Regions from separate parts of the Mus musculus genome. Here region 1 is linked to region 2. A link is a loop called in an ENCODE intact Hi-C map of the cell type or tissue named here. Cell type or tissue: gastrocnemius. All regions are shown on one strand. Links, peaks and the distances in the headings refer to the core of each region. The heading gives the core; the rest is flanking DNA. Region 1 has its middle 5.5 kb from the start of Tnk2. Region 2 has its middle 9.4 kb from the start of Gm34766.

Evidence for each region. A loop is a pair of places that touch in the nucleus more often than their neighbours do. Peaks named below come from ENCODE experiments on the same cell type or tissue, not always from the same donor. Only the 100,000 strongest peaks of a DNase experiment are listed, where the experiment ranks them.
Region 1: a loop joins it to region 2, with 8 times the contacts of the local background. A loop is called at or near these places in 32 of 42 quality-filtered maps.

The regions. Positions count from the first base shown.
Region 1 is chr16:32,634,948-32,643,279 of GRCm38, forward strand. No RefSeq gene overlaps it. Among named protein-coding and RNA genes, the nearest start is that of Tnk2, 5.5 kb to the right of the region's middle. In gastrocnemius, for the core only: CTCF peaks have their summits at 520 and 3,710 (motif pointing right); DNase peaks (open chromatin) are centred at 592, 3,735 and 5,420; H3K27ac peaks cover 248 bases.
Region 2 is chr16:32,685,079-32,693,410 of GRCm38, forward strand. No RefSeq gene overlaps it. Among named protein-coding and RNA genes, the nearest start is that of Gm34766, 9.4 kb to the right of the region's middle. In gastrocnemius, for the core only: no CTCF peak of the experiment used is centred there; a DNase peak (open chromatin) is centred at 4,634.

The sequences.
Region 1 (8,332 bases), core at 195-8,194, 50 kb before region 2:
AGCCACCACATTGTGGCTTACAACCATCTGTAATGGGATCTGATGCCCTCTTCTGGTGTCTGAAGATAGCTACAGTGTACTCACATACATAATAAAAATAAATCTGAGAAAAAAGAAATAGATTTGTAAAACAATATGAAAAAGATGGCTTTAATTCCAGCACTTGGGGCGGGAAGGGGGGGTGCAGAGTCAGGAGAGTCTCTGTGAGCTCAGGACATCTAGGACTAGGAAGAGAGATACTATTATCTCAAATAAATAAGTACATAAACAAGCAAGCAAACATATAAATAAAGCAATGCTAGACAAGAAAATTTGGACACACAGAAGTGCGACTGTGCCCAGTATAGGTTTTGCTTGCCATGTAGCCCGAAGTTAGTCCATGGGATTGGTTATTTCCTCCTGGAAACCTCCATCCACAGCTTGGCCACAGCAGAGTCACTTGCCTGTGTTTGGGTCACCTGTACTTCACAGCACTGAGCTTGTATTCATGCTCACACTCCACCTACTGGTGAGCTGGAGACCTCTGGGAGGGGGTGAAGAGGGTAGGGCCCAGCCTTGTTTTTGATTGATGAATGGTTGGGCAGGGGCCCAAATTCCCAGCTTGCTCTTGGACCCACTTGGGCATGCTGCCACTAGGCCTGGGTCTCGCCAGCAAGAACCTGTGCAAACTGGAAGGCTTTGTCTACTCCATACCGCATCTCTGAGTATACATACTGTCTCTACCTGGGAAGTAACTTCTTCCCTCAGCCTGAAAGAGTCCAATTTACCAGCCTAGGGTGATGGCTACTTTTTCTTTTGAATATGAAAAGCACCAAAGAAGTTGGCATTGTTTCTTTTCTTTTCTTTTTTTTTCTTTTTTCTTTTTTGGTTTTTCAAGACAGGGTTTCTCTGTATAGCCCTGGCTGTCCTGGAACTCACTCTGTAGACCAGGTTGGCCTCAAACTCAGAAATCTGTCTGCCTCTGCCTCCCGAGTGCTGGGATTAAAGGCGCGTGCCACCATGCCCGGTGGCACTGTTACTTTTATTGATGGAACCTTAGGACTGGCATTCTTGGCCCCATGGACTCTTCCACTGCTTTCAATAAACAATTAGTAACCAACCAATAAGCAGACAAAACACAGGGCACCTTATCTTTTCATCCGAGCTGCTGCAGGTGGCCTGCCTCAGTTTACCCTGCGGACAGCCTTCCAAACCTGAGTGCATGTCCTGATTGCCCAGGTGGTGTTCCTCTGAAGCCACTGCTACTAAGGTGTCTTGGATGGTGTCTTAGTTATTGCTGTGATGAGACACCATGACCAAAATGACTCTTGGAAAGGAAAGCATTTAATTGGGACTGGCTTACAGTTTTGGAGGACCATTATCATCATGGAGGGAAGTATGGCAACAGGCAGGCCGACAGCATGCTGGAGAAGGAGTGGAAAGTTCTACATCTGGACTGGTGGGTAGCAGGAAGACTAGGTCTGTCTTGAGCTTCTGAACTCTCAAAGCCCATCCCTAGTGACACACTTCCTCCAACAAGACCACAGCTACTCTAACAAGGGCATACCTCCTAATAGTGCCATTCCCTGTGGGGACCCATGGGGGCCATTTTTATTCAAACCACAACAGATGAATAAAGTAACATTCCAGGAACTTGCTGGCTTGTTAGGCACATGGTTGTTCTCACAGAAGTGATACATAGGTCAGCGCCCTCACTCTTGGGGATTCACCTCCCCGGTTTCTTTATTCCTTCCTTCCTTCCTTCCTTCCTTCCTTCCTTCCTTCCTTCCTTCCTTCCTTCCTTCATTTTTCTTTCTTTCTTTCTTTCTTTCTTTCTTTCTTTCTTTCTTTCTTTCTTTTTATTATTGATTTATTTTATGTATATGAGTACACTGTTGCTGTCTTCAGACACACCAGAAGGCATCAGATCTCATTACAGATGGTTGTGAGCCACCATGTGGTTGCTAGGAATTGCACTCAGGACCTCTGGAAGAGCAGTCAAGGCTCTTAACCGTTGAGCCATCTCTCCAACCCCACCTCCCTGGTTTCTGACATGCCAATTGCCGTGACTAGAGGTTAACTCACAGACCTGCCTTGGCTTCTATTGTCACCCTGTTGACCCCTGGGTACCTGATTTCCCACTCTGTTACTGTCATGAGTCAATCCCATGGGTCTTACCCTGTTTGGGATTACCAGGGAGCAGCCCTAAGAAGCAAGAGAGGGATGTGATGAAATTGAGGTTTAGGAAGATTAACAGCAATTAACAGGGAGGTCCAGAGTCAGCAGGGTCATCTAAAGAACACTCACCTTAATGACATCGTTCAGGGGTGTAGCTAAGGCAGCTGTTATCTCTTGTAATTCCTCTGAGAGAGGATCTGAGGACCAGGCTGGCTGGGCTGGTGAAGGCTTCTCTTCCTGTCACATCTGGCATTTCAAAGGTGTGTAATTACCATTTGAATGAAAACTACTGGAGAGGAGGCAAGGGCTTGGGACTCCTGTTTCTCTGGGTGGACTGAAGCCAAAGAAGTGAAGTTAGAGGCTGGAGCCCTGAGGAACGGAAGCTGCTGTAGCGCACGGAAGGGGGAAAGAAGCTGCCAAGAACCAGACTGGTGGCACATACCTTTAATCCCAGCACTCAGAATGCAGAGGCAGGTGGATCTCTGTGAGTTCCAGGACAGCCAGAACTACATAGTAAGACCCTGTCTCAAACACAAAACAAATAAGAAGACCCAGGGTCTGGTTTCTGGTTCAGTGAGAGAGACAGGGGTGGGGTACGATGCTGGATTTGCATTTGGGATATTGTTCACGCCTCAGGTTCATGTGACCAAACGGAAATGCCTGGCAGTCAGCTGAATGCTGGTACCAGGAGGGCATCCAGGGGTGCAGGGAGAGTAACATGTGTGCACCTAATTAGCTCAGGTGTAATAGAGTGTCAGAGCAGAGCTTACTAAATTATCCAGAGGAGCCAAAAGAGACTGCAAGAATGGGTGGCCCGGGATGGGCATCACTGGGGCAGAAGGAGAAACGCAGCAAAGGGTTGGTTAGTGTCTTCATTATAATTGAGGAAAGTTGGGCTGGAGAGATGGCTCAGTGGTTAAGAGCACTGACTGTTCTTCCAGAGGTCCTGAGTTCAATTCCCAGCAACCACATGGTGGCTCACAACCATCTGTAATGGGATCCGATGTCTTCTTCTGGTGTGTCTAAAGAGAGCTACAGTGTACTTATATATAATAAATAACTAAATCTTAAAAAAAATAATTGAGGAAAGTTGAGCAAAGAGAGGAGCTGCAGGTACACAGGTGAGAAAAACAAAACAAAAACCAATCGAACCCCTAAAACCTCAGCACTAGGTGAGTGCTGACCGCCACTGAGTGGGGTTCGCAGAAAGCGGGGCTCCAAGGGTTTGAGAGTCCATGAAGCTCTAAGGACAGTTCTTGGCACGATTAGTTAATCTTGGATTTCCAGAAGTTTTGTTTTTTGAAACAATTATCTCCTGTAGTTTTGCTGACCTCCAACTCCCTGTGTAGCAGAACATGACCTTAAATTTACCCTCCTGCCTCTACCTCCCAAGTGCTGGGATTACAGGCAGGGCTCATCACACCCAGCTTTTTCAGTGCTGGAGACTGTATGTTAGGCTAAACTACATCCGGACCTCCTGACCATGATAATGACTGATAAGTGCTGAAATGCAGCTAGACAGCTGGAAGAACACTATCCTTACTCTAGATGTCCACCAGGGGGCGCCGGGACTCAGGACTCCATGGTACTTTAACAGTATAGGCGCTGCTGACCTCAGTGGCTCTTCTGGCTCTTAATCCAGCGCGGCAGAGGAGGCAGGCATGTGGGAGACACTGGCAGCAAACCAATCCTCTCTATGCCCTAGTAAGGTTTTGAAAACTGAATGGCCCAGGGGCGTGTGAACAGGACCTGCTGAGCAGCTCTCCCGAGAGCCCTGACCTAGTGATAGATGAAGACACAGGCTGCTCTTGGTTCTGAAAGGGCATGACATGGGTTCGCGGATGTTCCCATAAATATGGAACCTTCAGAGTTCCTCCCTTCACCTCCCAATCCCCTTCCTGACTCCACAGCCTTTGCTTTGTCCAATATTTTCTCTCTGATACCAGCATCTCAGTTCCCAGTGACCTCAGTTAATACTTGTTCCAGGCCCAGGGTATAAAGACATCAATATCTGGTCTCTCTACTCACTTTCAGCAAGCACCGTCCATTTCTGGTAACATGCTGGAACCACCTGGGGAGCTTTTAAAAGCTGCAGAGAAGGACGGCAAGACAGCTCTGGGAACAGAGGCAACGCTTGGGGAACCCACAACTTCCCGAACGTATATGATAAAGTGAGAGAGCCAAGTTCACATGTTGACCTTTGACCTCCATGTATGTAAAATTGTGCACACACACACACACACACACACGTACAAAGAAGCCGTAGACGTGAGACGTTGAGTTCAATCTCAGATGTACCAATTTAATAATGCTAGTGTGGGCCTGTCTATCAGTAAATTTGTGGGTTTTTTTTCCATGATATGAGCTGGAAAAATGGCTCAGCAGTAAGAGTATTTGTTGCTCTTAGGCAGGACTCAAGTTCAGTTCCCAGTCCACAACCATCCATAAATTCAGTTTAAAGGGCTGGAGAGATGGCTCAGCAGTTAAGAGCACTGACTGCTCTTCCGGTGGTCCTGAGTTCAAATCCCAGCAACCATATGGTAACTCAAAACCATCTGTAATGAAATGGGATGCCCTCTTTTGGTGTGTCTGAAGACAGCGACAGTGTACTTACATATAATAGATAAATAATAAATCTTTAAAAAGAAATTCAGTTTAAAGGGATCCAACACCCTCTTTGACCTTCTCAGGCATTGGGCACAAATGTGGTGCATACACATACACAGGGCAAAACCCTTGTGCACATAAAATAAATAAATCTAAGAGAATTAAACATAAAAAATGCATTTTTTCATGGACCTACCTGAAAGTATGGTGAAAATGTAAGGCCTCATATTCTCTTTCAACTGGCTGAATCCAAACCCACCTCTCCACAAGATGCCCATGTCATTGAGAGTTGCTGGCCCAGTATATGTACATTTCATTTGCTCTTAGTTGTAGGATTATCCATGTCATGGCAGGGGCTGTCTGAAGTTTTTCACTGTGGCCTACAGAAGGCAATGGATCTTACACCAAAGTGCAGAACACACACACACACACACACACACACACACACACTGAATCCATAATGTCAGAAAAACAATATGCTCACTACCTCTGATACACTCATCCATTCCACAGACATTCTTGGCGTCTGAGTTGTGTTAGGCAGTAGTCCAAGTGCGTGTGCATAGCACAAAAATTCCTGTTGTGGTGGAGTTTATTGTCTCCTGGGGTGGGGAAAGGAAAGCGTCAGGAGGTCAAAAATAAGCCATGAATGTAGAAGGCATGCTGGAAGGTTAGTAAATCTTCCCTTATTAAACAACATCTTGAGGAAGGCACCGAGGGAGCTGGATAGGTTCCAGGACCCGGATGTGAATAGCCTTCAGAAAAATTCAAGCTTTTGAACTTCTCTGGATCCATTTTTGTACATTTTGAATTATTTAGATTTATTATAATTTTTTATTGTTGTCATTTCGGTTTTTCGAGACAGGATTTCTCTGTGTGTCACCGTGGCTGCCCTGGAGATCATTCCAGCCTCAAACACAGAGATCTGCCTCTGCCTCTGCCTCTGCCTCTGCCTCTGCCTCTGCCTCTGCCTCTGCCTCTGCCTCTGCCTCTGCCTCTGCCTCTGCCTCTGCCTCTGCCTCTGCCTCTGCCTCTGCCTCTGCCTCTGCCTCTGCCTCTGCCTCTGCCTCTGCCTCTGCCTCTGCCTCTGCCTCTGGAGTGCTGGGATTAAAAACATGTGCCACCACTGCACATTTTGTATTTTAAATCCAAAGTAGAAACAAGTTCTGTTTTGGTATTTTAACTGTCATTTGATTTTTTTTAAAGGGGGAGGGGCTGGAGAAATGGCTCAGAGGTTAAGAGCACTGGCTGCTCTTCCAAAGGCCCTGAGTTCAAATCCCAGCAACCACATGGTGGCTCACAACCATCCGTAATGAGATCTGACGCCCTCTTCTGGTGTATCTGAAGACAGCTACAGTGTACTTAGATATAATAAATAAAATCTTTAAAAAAAAAAAGCCGAACTAATATACACTGGATTTAATTAATCTCTGGGTGGTAAGCTACAGTAGTTGTTGTAGAACTTTGCTCTAGTCAAAAAAAGTAAACGGGGAGCTGGGCGTGGTGGCGCACGCCTTTAATTCCAGCACTTCGGAGGCAGAGGCAGGCAGATTTCTGAGTTCGAGGCCAGCCTGGTCTACTAAGTGAGTTCCAGGACAGTCAGGGATACACAGAGAAACCCTGTCTCGAAAAACTCAAAAAAAAAAAAAAAAAGCAAACGGGGCTTAGTGGGGTGGGGGTGGGGGTGGGGAGGTGGGGGGGTGGGGATGGGGACGGACAGAGGCAGCCACAGCAAGGGTAGGGGCGGGGGGGGGCGGGTGTTGGCAAGGAACAAAAACACTCAAACCCCATTGGAATGATTCCATAGCGTCCTGAGTCTTGGCTGAATATCGTCTGCAGGTGAGAGGCAGGATGCCTGACACCCCTGCTTTGGCTTCTTGCTCACCCCGCAGGGCAACTGTCTCACAGTGGATATTCTTTAGGGAGCCACCAACACCACCCTGGAGCAGGTTGGCACACTCTGTTTCCAACGAGACCTGACAGGCCCTTCTCCCCGCAGAGTCAGTCACTCCGAGGTAAGCAGCTCTCTCCTTAAAGTTCCAGGTCTGGAAAGAGTCTCAGGCACCTGAGTCCCCGAGCCTTCAGCTTCTAACCTGAAGCTCCTTTCCTTCCTCCATATGCCATGGAGGAAAAGCTCCTGGCTGGCAGAGCAGTCCCTAGCCACTTGAACTGCCATCCTGGGATGATATGGAAGACAGAGACGGCCTTAGAGAAATCTCTGATTGCGGTTCCAGCACTAAAAGCACTAGGGCAGGATGGAACGCAGACTTCCGGCTCCCTCGGATCGGAATCTCCAGACAGCCATGCACTGGGAATGGGTGAGGGCCTCGGGTCTTGCTCTCGAGGGCAATCAGATGAGAGCGGGGAGGAGAGAGGCAAAGCTCCCCTAAGAATTCGCCTATCAAGACCTTCAGGATGGACTTGCTCTAACTCCCCTTGTTCTGTTTGACTTGGAGCTTGATTTACTGGTAGGAGCATTTTGGCCAAATCCGTTGTTTGCATCTATTGACCACGAAAATCTCGTTAGACCCCGTGTTTTCCTGCAGCCTGCCCCTGCATTGACATTGTTTTATTGCTTGAGTGGTTCAGAGAATGGATTATACAGTCAGACACTTGGATGTGATTTCTGGCTCTGCGACTGGCGACTTGGAGATTCTGGAAAGAGCCATTTAGTCTCTCAAGGCTTCAGTCCTATCGCTGTACACTGAGACTGTGAATGTGTGTGTGTGTGTGTGTGTGCTATTGCTACGGGTGACAGGGTGACAGGAGAACAAGGAGAGCGTAAAGCCACGCACGCACGCACGCGCACAGACTCTGTGAATCTTAGCCACTGTCGTTACTGAGGCAAACAGTACAAGGGAGGTTGGTGCACTGAACCCTTTTTTCCCCCTGTGCCCCTCTCACTCAAGGGCGAGCTGCGATGCAGAATATTCACTCCTCTGCTCCCAGGCAAGAGAATGGGCTGTATGAAGTGATTCAGCACGTTTCTCTGCTCACCTTACAGAGCAAGCCACCGTGACCCAAATCTGCCAAGCTTAGGCTCTGGGTGGCTTATGTGGCCGTCCTATCTGCTCACCCCTCTGGCCACAACCTTTGGTCCCAACGAGACTCAGAAGTCAAGGGTTGAAGGGGGGAAAAAAATCAAGTTTATTAAAATGTTTACCCCCAGGAGACGAGTGGAGGGGCTACTGTCCCCCAAGATGACTAAGTGCACAAAACACAAAAGCACTCTTATTAATCAATTAATTGATTAATTAGAGACAGGGTCTCTCTGTGTAGCCCTGGCTGTCCTGGAACTCACTTTGTAGACCAGGCTGGCCTGGACCTCAGAAATCTGCCCGCCTCTGCTTCCCCAGTGCTGGGATTAAAGATGTGTGCCTCCATCTGACAAAAAGGAGCTTTTATAAGTCTGGTGTGGTAAATGAGCAGAAAGAAGTCTTCCTCATCCAGGGCCAGCATCTTTTCCTTTCTTCCTATCTTTCTTTCTTTCTTTCTTTCTTTCTTTCTTTCTTTCTTTCTTTCTTTCTTTCTTTCTTTCTTTCTTTCTTCTTCTTCTTCTTCTTCTTCT
Region 2 (8,332 bases), core at 63-8,062:
TGGCCGCGTCGTAAGCAGCTCCCTGGCCCTACCCAGACTGCCTGGTGGCAGATCGTGGTGGGAGTTTTCCGTTTGCATGCCTCTCCAGAGTAAGTAGACTTCTCAAAAAGTAAGTTGTGGGACTGGAGAGATGGCCCAGGGGTTAGAAGTATTTACTGCTCTTGAGGCCACCTACGTGGCAGCTCACAACCAGCTGTAATTCCATTTGCAGGGGATCTGATGCCTGACCACTGTGATCACCACACACACATGCAGTGCATATACTTATGTGTAAGCAAAATAGACACACAAACACATTTTTTAAAGTAATTTGAGCTAGACGAGATGTTGCAGTGGGAACAGTGCTCTGCACAGGCATGGAACCTGGATTCGAACCCTCAGCACCACTGTAAAATAAGTAAATAAAAAGTAAGCTGAGGCCAGGAGTGCCGGTGCCTGTCTGTAATCTCAGCATTCCGGAAGCCAAAGCAGGAGGATCGGCGTAGGTCCCAGGTCAACCCGGGGCTGGGTTTCATCATAAGAGCCTGTCTCAAAAACAAACAGAAAAGGGCGGCCAAGTAGATGACTCCGTGGTTGAAGGCGTTTACTGTGCAGGCCTGGTAACCTGATTTTGAGTCGTGGAACCCATGGTGGAAGGAGAGAACAGAATCCCAAAAGTCAGTCCTCTAACTTCACATGTGTCCACACACACACACACACACACACACACACACACAGCCCCCCCAATAACAAGGAACAAGTAAACTCTCTCATGTTCCCTTTCTCTGTGAATTACCTATTAATATCTGTGGATCTTTTTAAATGTAAGATTACTAATCTCTTGCTGACTTTTAGGAAGCAACTAGATCCAGGAAGCTCCTTTGAATCCTACAGATGATATAAGCTTTAGGAAGCAAGATAAATCACGGAAAGTAAATGGACAGCTGGGATTCGTTAAAGACATTGGAGGGAGGCATAGTGCTACCAGGCAGGGAAGGGAGGCACTCAGGCATTGAAGCCAGAACCAAGTTCAAGGTCTGCTTATGGGACTTGACACTATTTAAAAACAGCCCGCAGAAACACTCAGGGTGCTGAATCATGCTGGTGCTCTTGACTGCAGTGGGCCAGAAGCACGGCAGCTCTGGGGGATGGAGCCTTCAGAGCCCACCATGCTGCAGTTAAAGGGACTGGTGGACTGTGCCCAGGGGCCGTGTCCTGCTGAGTTCTGGAATAGCCAGCTGCAGATTTCAGGCAGATGTTGTCCCAGGCTGACTGTTCTTCACCCTCTGGAGACAGGAAATGGCGGCAAGTGGGCAGTGCAGCAAGTGGACTGACTGCTCCTCCAGAAGTCCTGAGTTCAAGTCCCAGCAACCACATGGTGGCTCACAATCACCTATAATGTGATCCAATGCCCTCTTCTGGTGTGTTTGAAGAGAGCAACGGGTTACCCATATACATAAAATAAATCTTACAGAAAGGAAAAAAGTGTATGTGTGTGCTGTGTATGTGTGTACATGTCGTGTGTGTATATGTCATGTGTGTGTCTGGGATGTGGTACGTGCATGTATATATGTTTGGTTTGTAGATGTGTGTGTATATGCCTAGGTGTGTGTGTGATAAGTGTGTGGATATGTGAGTGAGTGTGTTTCTGTATGAGTGTATGTGATATGTGAGAGTGTCTGTGTGTATGAGTGTGTATATGTGTGGTGTGTGGCTGTGTGTGTATATATGTATGACTGTGTCTATGTATATGATGGTGTGGCTTGTGTGTGTGTGTGTGTGTGTGTGTGTGTGTGTGTTAGAGGAGGGAGATGTAGAAGCCTTCACATAAATGAGAAAGCTGCCTCAGACCTGGGATCCCAGGCAGCCCCATGTCACACTATGCAATGTGTGTGGTCCTTTGCCATGCAAACCCTAATTATACTATTAATTGCGGTATGATGTCTTAAAGAAGTATAAAAAAGATGGATTCTAGTTAAGATGCCTAGAATCTAAAGTTCAACTCATGGTATAGATCCCTTACCTAGAATGGAGGAAACTTGTTAGTTAAACAAAAATCAAATTTTCAAACTCTAAAAATAGTTGTAGGTCACGTCATGAATGGGGAAATAGGCTGTATGGGGCCTCAAGTCCTTTTTTTTTTTTATTTTATTTTTTCAGATGTTCTTCATCTCAAAACAACAACAACAACAACAACAAGCCATTTAGTCTGGGACGGGAGCTGCTGCTGCAGTAATTAAAGAATTTATACTGGTCTTACTGAGGATCTGAGTTAGGTTCCCAATACCACATACAGTGACTTAGAACTGCTGTGACTCCATCTCCAGTGGCTCCAAAACCCTCTTCTGGTCTCCACAGGCACTGCATGCCACGTGTGCACGCCCACACACAGACAGGCATCATTTAAAACAATAAGGGGGCGTGGTGGCAATCTTCAATCTCAGTAATCGAGAGGTAGAGGCAGGTGAGTTTGAGCCCAGCCTAGTCTACAGCTTAAGGTCCAGGCCAGTTCAGGCTACATAGTGAGACTCTTAATAAACAAAACCTTTAAAAGAAGGAGAAGACAGCAGCATTTAAAAAAAAAAAAAGCCAGGCGTGGTGGCACATGCCTTTAATCCCAGCACTTGGGAGGCAGAGGCAGGCGGATTTCTGAGTTCGAGGCCAGCCTGGTCTCCAGAGTGAGTTCCAGGACAGCCAGGGCTATACAGAGAAACCCTGTCTCGAAAAAAACTTAAAAAAAAAAAAAAAAAAAAAAAAAAAAAAGAGCACTGGCTGCTCTTCCAGAGGACACGGGATCAATTCTAAGTTATTGCATGGCAATTCAACCATCTATAACTCCACTTCTAGGGCATCTGATTCTCTTCTGGCCTCTGCAGGTGTGAGGGAGACAGACACACGGTGCAAAGACCAAGGATGCAGGTCAAGTCCACGCACATAAGATAATAGAGTAAGTGTCGTCTGGCCTGCTGATCTTTTGGAAGGAAAGAGTGGCTTTACCTGGAGAGCATGGCTCTGGGCACTAGAGCTCAGTAAGGCAGAGAGGACATTCTGCCGAGTGACAGGCCACCCACTAAACGAATCCTGCCGGTTCTGACAAATCAGGAGCTTAGCATCAAGCATCAGCCACTCTGCCCCAATCTCCACCCTAATGCTCTCAGTTTGCCTTAACAAACCAACAAGGCCGCTTTTGGCAACAACAGTTTGTTGTTGTTGTTTTGTTTGTGTGTTTGTTTTGTTACACTCAGAGATATCTTATAGATCATTTTTTTTAACTTTAAAGATCCATTCATTCATCATATGTGAGTGCACTGTAGCTGTCTTCAGACACACCAGAAAAGGGCGTCAGATCTCATTATGGATGGTTGTGAGCCACCATGTGGTTGCTGGGAATTGAACTCAGGACCTTTGGAAGAACAGTCAGTGCTCTTAACTGCTGAGCCATCTCTCCAGCCCTATAGATCATTTTTTAACTCTATTTAAGAAAACTTAAAAAAAAACAAAAAACAAACAAACAAACAAACAAAACACTGTTGCGTGAGTTGCCAGCATGTAAGAATCTGTTGTAAAGAGTGTATTTCAGAAGGCTTTTGTAGGAGCAGGACACTGCGGTTGTTTGTGTGTGTGTGTGTGTGTGTGTGTGTGTGTGTGTGTGTGAGAGAGAGAGAGAGAGAGAGAGAGAGAGAGAGAGAGAGAGAGAGAGAGAGAGAGAGAATGAATCAGGAATGCAATGCACTGTTTTGGCTGTGTTTCCTACACCCCAGGTCTTCCTGTTGGTTTTTGCCTGGTCAACCTGCTAGCTCTTGCAATGTTACTGTGTGTAGCAGAAGCCGATTCGGGTTTACCCAGCCTGGGGAATAAACTCAGGGTTTGTTGGGCAATCTGTCAGCCCTGTTGACAGAACACAAGCTGAATAGACAGTCTGTGCCCCTGGGAGTGACATCATTGTGGCAAAATGGCAAATGCTCTGTGTCATTGTGTACCCAGGGAGGTGGTTCCCCAGAAAGCGACTCTGCTGACTTGGTAGATAATAAAATTACCAGGAAAGTGACATGGGGTGACCGTGTTTCAGTGGTTAGCTGTTAGCTCACAGAATGGACTGGCTTGCTCCTGACCCATTCTCTTTTTGTTGGGGTTTGGGGGAGAGAGGTTGAAGGTTTGAAGGTGCTTCTCATATCCTGGTGAATAACAAGCCTGCTGGGTTCCTTTTGGTCTGTAGATGGGGGTGGAGGAGGACACTCTCTTTAAGCTGGATTGATCCACTTAACAATAGTGTGGCCAAAGGGAAAGAAGAATCTAGCATGCCCCCCCCCTTGCACTTTGGAGGCAAAAGGTGTTTTTAATTTGAAGCAATTTAGTTTTTATGGAACTTTGAACTTGGAGAATGGCTCCCCTGGCTTCTGGATGCAGGAGTTCTCAATGGCGGTCCCGCAGCTGCCAGCCGCCGCCAGGTAAAATGCTAAGATGAGAAACTAAACTGTGCGGTTTTTCCTTAAATTTATTCCGTTTCTCAAACATGTATGAGACAGATGTAAGTAGTGGAGGTAGTAGATAGTACCTTTGCTCCCAGGGCCTTATATTTGGATACTCTGTATCAAGGATTGCTTGAAACTGATCTGCAGAACCTGAGCAATTGCACGTTTGTGTCGACAGCGCCACCTACCGGTAAGATGAGACACTACCCATTTGAGTTAAATTTGAGAGTGTAGGGGGCTAAGGTTGTATGAAGTCGTTTCCCAGCAAATCATTTAAGAGTCTAAACCCTGCTGGTAGGGACTCAGCCCAGGTAAACTTGGGAAGGAATATGTTCGCCTACCATCTGGTACAAAACGGGGATCAGCTAGGGTCTAATGCAAAGAGAAAGGACATTAGAACCCTGTTTCTATGGACAGTTATGGAGGCTCTGAAGGAGGCCAACCAGAGCCAGGGAGAGAAACCAGTGCTCCAGGAGTTAAGTGCTAGGATATTAAAGGCTCAGGCAGAGCACGCAGCGACTCCACCGGAAGTCCCGGCACTACTCCCTTGTGCTGTGTTGACCTTCCTTCTATTTGTCTTCTTTGGTTTTTGTTTGTTAAAGTTTGTTTGTTTGTTTATTATATGTAAGTACACTGTAGCTGTCTTCAGACACCCCAGAAGAGGGCATCAGATCCCATTACGGATGGTTTTAAGCCACCATGTGGTTGCTGGGATTTGAACTCAGAACCTCTGGAAGAGCAGTCAGGGCTGTTTTGTTTTGTTTTGTTTTGTTTTTGTTTTTGTTTTTTCGAGACAGGGTTTCTCTGTACAGCCCTGGCTGTCCTGGAACTCACTCTGTAGACCAGGCTGGCCTTGAACTCAGAAATCCGCCTGCCTCTGCCTCTGAGTGCTGGGATTAAAGGCGTGCACCACCACGCCTGGCTACTCTTTGTTGTTTTTTATGACTGCTGTAATGCCCATTGTAGAATTGGGACAGTCAGCAGAGCGCATTAGAAAAGTTAATTAGTCAGAAAAATACGTGAAACTTGATATATTAGTTTTATCTGTGCAGACATGTATGTATTAATCTTATAAAAATAAGTACATCTGGTGAATGTTAAATTATAAACTGCTTCTTATTTTTTTAAGATTTATTTATTTTTATTTTATATGCATGAGTGTTTGCCTGTATGTCTGTGCATGTATGTATGTATGTATGTATGTATGTATGTATGTATGTATGTATGATTTCCTGTGTGTATGCGTATGTGTCTGAGACGAGAAGAGCGCGTCAGCTCCCCTGGAACCGGATTCCAGGAAACTGTGAGCAACCACAGGTAAGTTCTGGGAACAGAACATGGTTCCTCTGCAAGAGTAGCAGACTCTCTCATCTACTGATCCAATATCTCCAGCACTGTAAACTACTTTTAAATTGTTCACGTTTTATGCTACTGACTTTTCATCTTGAACATCCTTGAAACACTACATACTTTGCCTTCTGTGGATAAACTCTTGTTGTGTAAGACATTATTTTGTTAACATTTCTCTTGCACACGCTCAACTGGCCAGGAAGAATGACGCTGCAACAGGATCCTTCTGCACACGTTTACTGGGAGAGCATTGATTGCATAGGCGAAAGAAGAACAACCCCAAACAAGGAAAATGATGCTGCTTATATACCCCTCCATGTGACATGTCAGCTCCTGATTAGCTGCTCACTCATTACCCCACTACTACGCCCCGGGATGGGCAGTAACTTCGCACGAATTTACTCTTGCACCTGCGCACATTACTTGTTTACCAGTTAGGCACAGCGGAGGCTTGTGATGGCAATTGCTCACGGCTCTCCACGCATTTCTATGTTTTTTTTTGTTTTGTTTTGTTTTTGTTTTTTTTGAGACAGGGTTTCTCTGTGTAGCCCTGGCTGTCCTGGAACTCACTTTGTAGACCAGGCTGGCCTCGAACTCAGAAATCCACCTGCCTCTGCCTCCCAAGTGCTGGGATTAAAGGCGTGCGCCACCACCGCCGGGCTCATTTCTACGTTTTTAATGAATTATTTTGACGTGTTTATGAATGTATTTTCAGGAAAGTAGATCTCTTTTTCTCGAGTCTGTATGTTTCTAAAGGAAAGAACTGAGATTCTTAAGGTATTTTTAAAGATCCCGGGGAACGTGAGAGGGGGTGGGGCCTCACAGGATGGTGGCTGTAGACTGGCAGAGCTCAGCTCTCAAGGCTGCACAGCCTTTCCTCTGGTCTCCCGGTGAGGAGACGCCCTTGCTTCAGCTGTCTTTTCTGGAGCTGTTTTGAAGATGTCTCACTTTTCTACAGCCACCACCAGGATGGCCCTGGGGAATGTGTGGCTTTCCACTGATTGGCCCTTCTCTGGCATCTGAGGGAGGGAAAGAGCCACCTGTTGTGAGGAACTGGGGAAACCCCTCCAGGGCTTTGGAGGGACCCCCACACATGGGCTAGATGCATCAGTTTGTTTACCCCTATCCTAGAAAAAATGATCATGTGAGGGCTGCAGAGATGGCTCAGTGGTTAAGAGCACTGACTGCTCTTCCAGAGGACCTGAGTTCAATTCCCAGCACCCACATGGTGGCTCACAGCCATCTATAATGGGATCTGTAATGGGATCCAATGTCTTCTTCTGGTGTGTCTGGAGACAGCTACAGTGTACTCATATATGTAAAATAAATAAATCTTGATGGGCGTGGTGGCGCACGCCTTTAATCCCAGCACTTGGGTGGCAGAGGCAGGTGGATTTCTGAGTTCGAGGCCAGCCTGGTCTACAAAGTGAGTTCCAGGATAGCCAAGGCTATACAGAGAAACCCTGTCTCAGAAAAAAAAAAATTAAAATAAATAAATAAATAAATAAATAAATAAATCTTTAAAAAAAAATCATGTGAGGCCAGCAGCTCAAGCCAGCAGTACCTGGAAGCTCTACCCTGAACCTGCTAGACTGAAATCTGTGCCACCAAGATCTCTAGCCAGGAACTGTGGAAAGCTTTGGATGAGGGTAGCTCTGCTCTGACCCCACAGAGCTGGTAGGCCTTGGGGGACCCTGCCTGGCTCCAGGAACCCCCCTTGGTCCTCAGGAGAACCTGTGCTCCATGCTAACCTTAAAGATGATGCCTTATCTACTCCAATATCTTTGAGTAAACACATTTCAGAAGTGTGTGTGTGTGTGTGTGTGTGTGTGTGTGTGTGTGTTGTTTTATACACAGGTTCTCACAGGCTACCCCTGATGACCTCAAACTCTAATTCTCCTGCCTTAGCCACCCAAGGGCTGAGATTAGGGGCATGTGACATCATGTCCAGCTAAATGTTTTGTTTTTTTTTTACCGTAAACCACATGTAGGTTAGGATTTACCATTGTTATCATTTAAGTGCTCAGTTAATGCAAAACTCTGGCTCTACCATTAACTCCCAATGTCCTCAGGCCCTGGTGGCCACCAATTTTCTTTCTGTCCCTAGGATTTGTTTTCTACTTTAAGCACTCTGTGATGTGTTTATAAAAAGATAAAGAGTTATAAGAATATGTTCTATGGGGGTGTGGTGAGGTATGGGGGAGGGGGTGCCTCAGCAGGCCCATGCCAAGGCATACCTCCCCCCACCCCTGAGGGACCAGCCACAAGACTGAATAGTATAGAATAGAGTTTATTCAGGGCATGGGGAAGGGAGTTAAGAGGGTAGTAGAGGCAGAGAAAGGCAGAGAGAGGGGGGAGAGAGTAGAGATGTAGAGGCCAGCCATGACCACATGGAGAGAAGGGGGGAAGGGAATGCGGAGAGAGGGGGAGCAAGAGGGAGCAAGAGAGCAAGAGAGAGAGGCAAGAGAGCAAGAGAGAGGGGAGGGGGCAAGCAGCCCCTTTTATAGTGGGCCAGGCCTACCTGGCTGTTG